2 separate regions of the Homo sapiens genome follow, and region 1 is linked to region 2. A link is a contact called in ENCODE Hi-C or POLR2A ChIA-PET data. All regions are on one chromosome and are shown on one strand. The core of a region is the stretch at or near the end of the contact, and the rest is flanking DNA. Distances in the headings are between cores, read along the strand shown. Region 1 overlaps FRS2 (fibroblast growth factor receptor substrate 2). Region 2 overlaps FRS2 (fibroblast growth factor receptor substrate 2).

Evidence for each region. A loop is a pair of places that touch in the nucleus more often than their neighbours do. ChIA-PET counts read pairs that join two places held with the same protein, here RNA polymerase II (POLR2A). Pooled maps may share reads with other maps.
Region 1: a map of PC-3 shows a loop between it and region 2 (1.8-fold over the local background). The contact joins two enhancer-like sites. A Hi-C loop is called at or near these places in 3 of 168 maps with a recorded cell type or tissue (PC-3, endothelial cell of umbilical vein and sigmoid colon) and 4 of 50 pooled maps. POLR2A ChIA-PET finds 5 or more read pairs at or near these places in 9 of 52 experiments (BJ, CD4-positive, alpha-beta T cell, MCF 10A and 6 more).

What each region holds. Positions count from the first base shown.
Region 1 is chr12:69,532,779-69,536,990 of GRCh38, forward strand. All of the region lies in intron 3 of FRS2 (fibroblast growth factor receptor substrate 2), which reads left to right. Among named protein-coding and RNA genes, the nearest start is that of SNORA113, 19 kb to the left of the region's middle. Within about 2 kb of position 1,838, at least 18 of the 41 ENCODE cell types and tissues checked have a DNase peak (open chromatin) inside an H3K27ac peak, as active enhancers do.
Region 2 is chr12:69,494,865-69,499,190 of GRCh38, forward strand. All of the region lies in intron 1 of FRS2 (fibroblast growth factor receptor substrate 2), which reads left to right. Among named protein-coding and RNA genes, the nearest start is that of SNORA113, 18 kb to the right of the region's middle. RefSeq lists an enhancer at 2,894-3,063. Within about 2 kb of position 2,732, at least 3 of the 41 ENCODE cell types and tissues checked have a DNase peak (open chromatin) inside an H3K27ac peak, as active enhancers do.

The sequences.
Region 1 (4,212 bases), core at 588-3,087, 37 kb after region 2:
TAAGTATTTATAAGATCTTTGGTGGGAAGACCAGAAAGTACTGAAGTTGATATTGACTTGTTATTCTATTCATTGTTGAATAATCCCGCCATCCTTTTTAAAAACTAAGAGAATTATACATCAGGTAACATAGTTCCTTTCTCCAGTTTCTTTAATTTTGAGTCTTTTGTATGGCATAGTAATTTTCTTATTCTTACTTTGATGTGTTACCACACTGCATAAATAGAATAGATAGTATTCTCATTTTACAAATGAGGAAACCAGTAGTAGGATTGGCTTTAGGTTCTTTTACTAATCTTATACTGCCACCCTATCAGCTGATACTTTCCTGTATATAAAAGGTATAACAACTAGGATAGTCTTAACTTGAAAGAAGTTGTTTCTAACCAGGAAGAACCTCATAGCCTGAGAAGTTTAAAAAACACACATATACAGACAAAAATATAAGCAGTGAATACTGTAGGCCATAGTCAAAGGAACATTTATTAATGTGGAAGGTCCACCTCTGTTATATAGAAAAGTATTTCAGAAGTATTTCCAATTTAGAATGAATGCCATAAATTTAAGTTGTCTAGGTTTTTTTTTTTTGAGATGGTGTTTTGCTCTTGTTGCCCAGGCTGGAGTGCAATGGCGCGATCTTGGCTCACCACAGCCTCCGCCTCCTGGGTTCAAGTGATTTTCCTGCCTCAGCCTCCTGAGTAGCTGGGATTACCGGCACGCACCACTGTGCCTGGCTAGTTTTGTATTTTTAGTAGAGACGGGGTTTCTCCATGTTGGTCAGGCTGGTCTCGAACTCCCGACCTCAGGTGATCCGCCTGCCTTGGCCTCCCAAAGTGTTGGGATTACAGGTGTGAGCCACCACGCCTGGCCATATTTCTAGTTTTGAGCATGCCTGTTTACTTAAAGGTTATGTGTCTAGTTTTGATGGGTGGGAAATTAGAATTTCATCGGGGTGATGAAATGAGCAATTTGATCTTGTGTTTTTCAGAATATAGTAATCCCCTCCCCGCCAAATTATTTGTTTGTAGTGTGAAAATCAGGTATACTGGATTATAAACCAGTATCTTCCGTCCCAAAAGGCTTAATTTGGTTCAGACACTGCTTTATTGTTAGAGGCAGAGATTTAGATTGTTTTTGAGGAATCCAGTGCTATTCTAGGTCATTTTAGGTCTGAAGGGTCTTCAGATATGTAATAGTAACCACTTGGCTTACACCTAGCTTACATTTAAGCCTGTGGAAAGACTGAGAGAGATTTCACATGTAGGTGGTGGAATATGGAAATGCAGATTGATAGTCTACTTGGAGTTATGGGTCTTTGAAGTTTAGCAGTCTTTTTGTTGTTCAAAAATACACTATGACATTAAAAAGACGTGGGTCTTCTGACCCTGATGTCTTATTGTGTATTAGGGCTTCAGGTGTTACAGTTCATTTTAACTGAGGTTGAACGTAATACACAAAAATGTGGATTGTTTTATAGTTTATAAAAGAACAGTTATTTTAGGTACCTTTTTGTTTCATGTTCCACTCTTAGAGTTCCTTATTAGCTGGCTTGATTTTATTTTTTCAGCTACGTGCTTTTAGATTAAAAAACAAAAAAACAAAATTCAGAATAGGTTGAAACTCAACACAAATTGCTGCCACGTAACAAAAGTGCTGATCAAGTTAAATCAACCCCTGTAATGTGTACTGAAAGGAAAACCTCTCCTCTCTCCCCCAATTTGAAGAACAAGCATTTTCCCTGCCAAGAAGTACTGACTTTAAATGGACCAGCTGTCCATATTAGGAGTACAGGGTTGCTAAGGTGACCATGGCTGTTTGGAGAAGAATGCAGCTGAGAGGGCAAGTTCTCGATGTGTGAGCTGAGGGAAGGAATGTGGTGTGATTATGCATCATTCCTCCTAATCACATGCTCACAAAGTGCTGTGTGGGCAGCATGTAGAAACTACAAGTCTGAGCGCTGGAGCTTGTGTGTGGTTAAAAGCATTTTGTTTTCATGTAAGCCACAGGCTTACAGTTTAGATGAAAAAGGTCTGCCTTGTATGTATGTGTGTGTTTGGGGTTAAAGTTGGGGACGGTGCTTTGATGGTAGATGAAATGGCAATGAATTTATTTTGCTTGATAGATACATATTTTTATTGTTTTTTAAATTATTTATCTTGGAATAAATGTCATCTTTCCAGTTGATCCTTTTCAGTCATATATACAGTATTAATAGTCCCAAGTAAATGATGTGTTCCTTGTAATTGTGTATTTCTTTGGCACTGTAATTTCAGAATGATTTGGAAATTCCTAAAAATGTGTTGTCTACTTGTTCCATTTCTTCTTTTTAAAAAACTGAGTGTTTTTTCCTCAAGGCATCCAAAGATAGGTTCTGGGCGTATCTGACAAATAAGTAGCCAATTTGGTAAAAATAATGATTCAAGGACAGTGAGAATGGTCAAACTAACATCCCATTTACCTGAGATGCTGTTAAGATTTTACTGTGGGCACCATTACTAATACTTGAAATGAGATCTAGATACAGGCGTTGATGTAGATACTTAAATGAAATGTGTTATTTTTGTTTTTTATCCTTTTTTGTTAATCCCTACAGTGATGTGTTGATCTTAAATGAGGGCGTAAATGTGATGTATTTAAGATGTGAAGTAGCTTGAACAGTGGCAGCCCTGTATTACATGAGCATCATATTATTTTTCATAATCAGATAGTCTCTTTGCTTTGAAATGATTGCTGTTAAGTGATTAATTTATAAAATATGGAGGGAAATGAAAGGATTCAAATAATTTGACCTCTTGGGCTCAAGCAATCCTCCCACCTAGAATATGGCTAATTTTTATAAATGTTCCATGTGTATTTAGAAAGAATGCAGCTTTTTCGGTTATTAAGTACAGTGTTATATTTATGTCTAAGAACTTGTTAATTGTTCTCTTCATATCTTCTCTGTCTTGGTTTTGTTTTGGATTCGGGTTTAGTTTTATTTGGGGACTGATTTATGAGTTTCTCTAGTAAGAAAGACATGGTAATTAATGTCTCTCACCATGGCTATGGGTTTGTCAGTTTCTCCTTATAGATGTGTTAATTTTTGCTTTATTTATTTTGAATGTATGCTATTAAGTACATTAATAATAAGCCAAAATAATTAAACAATTTAGAATTAGAATTGTTTTATCTGTTTGTTGAATTGAATTTTTATCATTATGAAAGGGCCCTCTATCTGAACACACTTTTAGCCTTACAGTTTTTTTTTAATTGTTGTTATTGCTGTTTTCTTGGATTAATATAGCTAGTATAGTTTTCTTTTGGTTACTGTAGTATTTTCATTCTTTTTTTTTTTTTTTTTTTTTTTTTTTTTTTTTTTTTTTTGGAGACGAAGTCTTACTCTGTTACCCAGGCTGGAGTGTAGTGGCATGATCTCAGCTCACTGCAACCTCCATCTCCTGGGTTCAAGGAATTCTCGTGCCTCAACCTTCTGAGTAGCTGGGATTACGTGTGTGCACCACCATGCCTGGCTAATTTCTGTTTTTTAAGTAGAGATGGGGTTTCCCATTTTGGCCAGGCCAGTCTCGAATTCCTGACCTCAGGTGATCGCCCGCCTCAGCCTCCCAAAGTGCTGGGATTACAGGCGTGAGTCCCCGCACCCGGCCAGTATTTTCATTCTTTAGTTTTTCATGTATTTTGATTGGAGTTTTGTAAATAGAATAAGGTTGAGTTTTATTTTTGTTCTGAATGACAATCTTTATTTTTTAACTGGAGAACTTTAGTCAATTGTGTTACCGATAGATTTAGTTTTTTTTTTTTTAATTTTTTTTTTTCTTTTTTGAGACAAGATCTCACTCTGTTGCCCAGGCTGGAGTGCAGTGGCACGATCCTTTAGCCTCGATCTGCTGGACTCAACGATCCTCCCACCTCAGCCTCTCAAGTAGCTGGGACCACAGGCATGCGCTACTGTGCTGGGCTGATTTTTTAATTTTTTAGAGATGTTATCCCACTATGTTGCTTAAGTTGGTCTTGAATTCCTGGACTCAAGTGTTCCTACTGCCTCAGCCTCCCAAAGTGTTGGAATTACAGATGTAAGCCACCGTGCCCAGCTCTGATTTACGTGTATTTCTGTCCCCTTCTGTGGTTTTTCTATTTATCCAATTCTTCCTCTCATTCTTGCCAGTCTTTTGTGTTGAGTTGGACATATATATTTGTCTCATTCCATCTCCTCTC
Region 2 (4,326 bases), core at 1,482-3,981:
CTGGGTTCAAGTGATTCCCCTGTCTCAACCTCCCGAGTAGCTGGGATTATAGACGCCCACCATCACGCCCAGCTAATTTTTAAATTTTTAGTAGAGACAGAGTTTCACCATGTTGGCCAGGCTGATCTCAAACTCCTGACCTCAGATCCACCCACCTTGGCCTCCCAAAGTGCTGGGATTACAGGCATGAACCACCTCGCCTGGCCGCTTCTAGGTTTTAATTCAGTATTCCCTGGTATCGATATGAGGACTAAATCTCCTACACACTTAAAAGTTTCGTGGGAGCTGAAGAACAGTGATGAACAGGAGCTTTTAGGCGTTTATTGTTTTTCTCATCCCAGAACACATACTCTTGGCCAAAAGTGACTAATCAGAAATAGCATTTATAAATGCTAAATAAATACTTGCTAAGTATTACAGTGCTTAGAAGCTGTAAGTGATGTGTTATGAAACAAACCTATTGCTTCAAATTATTGGAAACTTGTACTATACATGGAATATACTCAGCTTACTCATGCCTGGTGGGCCTAGCATTTAGCTGCTAGTCTTGGCTTATTTACCATTAGAAATTCCATTGATTGTTTTCTCATGTCTGTGCCTCAATATAATAAATATTTCCTTGTTGTATGGATACATGCACTAATACCTTTTGATTAACTACATGATAAACACAGTCTAGATCGTTTGGGTGGGTAGTTCTCTAGAATGGAGTATTTAAAAAATGGAGACTATAATAAAAATCTAAATTTTAGGAGTATTACAAAATAATGCTTAACAGTTTGGGAGGCTGAGGCAGGAGGATAATTTGAGGCCAGGAGTTTAAGACTGGCCTGGGCAACATAGCAAGACACTGTCTCTACAAAATAGCAACAACAACCAAAACAAAAATTAGCTGGCTGTGGTGGTGCACACCTGTAGTCGTAGCTACTTGGGTGGTGCACACCTGTAGTCGTAGCTACTTGGGAGGCTCATAGGGAGGATTGATTGAGCCTAGGAGATAGAGGCTTTGTGAACTCTGATAGTGCCGTTGCACTCCAGTCTGGATGACAGCGAGACTCTCTCAAAAAAAGAGAAAGGAAAAAAAAAGTGCTTAATTGAATTATTAATAGTATGCCAGATTTGGAGGCCAAGTAGTTTTAACTTACATTTAGCTTTCTGATAAAGCATTAATATTTGACTTACGATAATACTAATTTTTTTCTTTTAAGTTTTAGTGTGTTTTTTTGATAAATGGTCAAAACTCTGTCCTAAAACATATTGTCATGGATTTACACTTAAAGCTTGTAGTCTGGCCAGGCGTGGGGGCTCACGCCTGTAATCCCAGCACTGTGGGAGGCCGAGGCGGGCGGATCATGAGGTCAGGAGATCGAGACCATCCTGGCTAACACAGTGAAACCCCGAATCTACTAAAAATACAAAAAAATTAGCCGGGCGTGGTGGTGGGCACCTGTAATCCCAGTTACTCAGGCGGCTGAGGCAAGAGAATTGCTTGAACCGGCGAGGCGGAGGTTGCAGTGAGCCGAGATCGCGCCACTGCACCTCCAGTCTGGTGACAGAGTGAGACTCCATCTCAAAAGAAAAAAAAAAGCTTGTAGTCTGATGAACAAATCCATTGCAATAGAAAGGAGCCTGTGAACGATAAAATAGGTATATCTACATATTTTTGAAGTGTCCAGCTAAAGTCAAAACAGCAACCTAGTTTGGGTTTGGTAGAGCTCTTACAGGCTTCAGATCAGGTATATATAAACCAAACGCTTTCACTTATAATAATAGTGTATAACAATTCTAACTTGCAGTTGTATTAGTAGTTTTATCATTATTAGGAAACACTCTATACTTTGTAGCTTTTTGCCTAAGGTAACTTTTGGTTAGAGAAGATATTAGTTATCTTTACCATTTGCCTACAAAAATCGTTGCTTAGGGCATAACAAATAGGAATCATACATTTATATCTAAGAATATAATTGGAACTAAGTGGCTGAAATTAATAACAATAGGTAACAGAGAACAATTCTATGTGCTAGATGCTATTCTAAGTTACACACACTCTGTCTCTTAATCCTTACATCTCCTGCAAGGTTTAGATATTATTCCAAATGTATGAAAGAGGAAATGAGGAAGCAAAGATATAAAATGGATGATATTAAATAAAACTGAAGATAGAATGTTCTAGAGTCAATTCAACTTAGATTCATTTCTTCATACAACAAATCTTTATTGACTATTGGGCCCTGTTGTCTGTACTGGGGACTGGGGCTGTAGCAGTGAGCAAAGCAAAGTTCCTGCACTCATGTAGCCTACAGGCCGGTGTTTAGAAAGAGACAACAAACAGATATATAATTCATTGGTGGTAATAAGCGCTATGAAGAAAGAGTTGGTGAAAGGGTTGGAATGTGGGGTGAGCTTAGTGCTCTTAGTGTCTTAGTACATTCGGGCTAATATAACAAAATACCTTAGACTGGGTAGCTTATACATAACAGATTTCTTTCTCATAGTTCTGGAGGCTGGGAAGTTCAAGTGACCAGTAGATTCAGTGCCTGGTAAAGGCATACTGTCTGCTTCATAGATGGTGCCTCTTGCTGTGTCCTCACATGGTAGAGGGGGTAAGATTGCTCCCTTCAACCTCTTTTATAAGGGCACTAATCCCATTCATGAGAGCAGAGCCATCTTGACTTCCTCACTTCCCCAAAGGCCCTACCGCTTAATACCGTTGTTTTGGGTACTAGGTTTTAACATAAAATTTTAGGGGGATGCCAACATTCAGACCGTAGCAGATGATAAGGAAAGGGCTTTCTCCTAGAGGTTGCCTGAAGAGCATGGGAGAGTGAGCCCTGTAGATATTCGGGAGAGAACATTTCAAGAGAGGGAAAAGCAAGTGTAAAAGCTCTAGCTGAGCTAATTTGTTTCTTACTGTATTCAAGGAACTGCAGAGAGAGCAAGGGGCCTGGCCATTGTAAATACTTTCACTTTTACTTGGGTGAGATAGAAAGTCCTTGGAGAGTTTTGAGCAGAGTAGTAGTCTGATCTGGTAAGTCTGCTGTGTTCCACTAGTAGATGTTTCAAATGGTAAGGTGATTATGAGAGTATAACTGTTATTCCAGGAAAAAGATAATTCCACCAATATCTATCATCAGTCCTTGTTTGTTTTTTCAGATTTTTTTTTTATGTGTACATTAACTTTAACAGTAGAAACTTGCTATTTTCTCTCATTTTTTTATGTGAGATTTATTAACTAAAGTGCTATTTTTCTGAATGGAGAGTGGGCCAGTAGCATTATACTATGTATTTTTAGGATTACAAAGAAGACATAAGTTAGCCCTGACAGGAAGATTGCAGTCTAGTTGGAAAGGAAATACTAAAATATGCAAAACAATAATTTTATGTTGTGGATCTATTCTATACAAGGAATTAATGTATCAAGGGATAAAAGTATAAGGCACAATGACTATCCTCAGACTGCTAATAGTCTAGTAGAGGCTGAGACAGAGAATTTCAAAGTCTACAAGTTTTGAGATGAGTTGAGTATTAATTCACCTGCCACAAGAGCCGTGAGGTGTAGAGCAAGCTTGTCCAACCTGCGGTTCATGCGGCCCAGGATGGCTTTGAATACAGCCCAACACAAATTTGTAAACTTTCTTAAACCATTATGAGGGTTTGTGTGTGTGTGTGTGTGTGTGTGTGTGTGTGTTTGGTTTTTTGTTTGTTTCGTTTTTTTTTAGCTCATCAGCTCTTGTTAGTGTATTTTATGTGTGGTCAGGACAATTCTTCCAATGTGGCCCAGGGAAGCCAAAAGATTGGACACCCCTGGAAAGAATATGAGAAGTGGGGGAAGTCTGGCCTGTGCATGCTTCAGAGAGCTGGTGGAGCTTGAAGAAGTGGAGGATTGGCAGAGGTTATTCAGGGCGTGGGAAACACTGTGAGCCAAGCACATAAAGTCAGGTGTATTTGTGGTAGTGGGCAAACCAGCCTTGAGCTGAGATTGTGTGTAGGATTATAAAGGAGTAATAACACTATTGTTTATTGAGCTTCTATTATGTACCAGTCCCTTCATTACACACTTGATGTTTATAACAACTTTATGAGGTATTATTGGCCCTCTTTTTACAAATGCTTAGCCAAGGTATCTGGAGGTTAAATTACTTTTGTAGGATGACACAGCTGGCAAATGATGGAAATATTACTTGAGCAGTTTGATTCTAGATACCATGAAAATCTATTATATTGGTAGAATTGGGGCTAGATAAGTGCCTAAAAGCTGGCAGAGTAGGCAACTCTTATGATTATAGTCAATAGGAAACTATTAAAGATTGTTGACTAGAAGTGTAA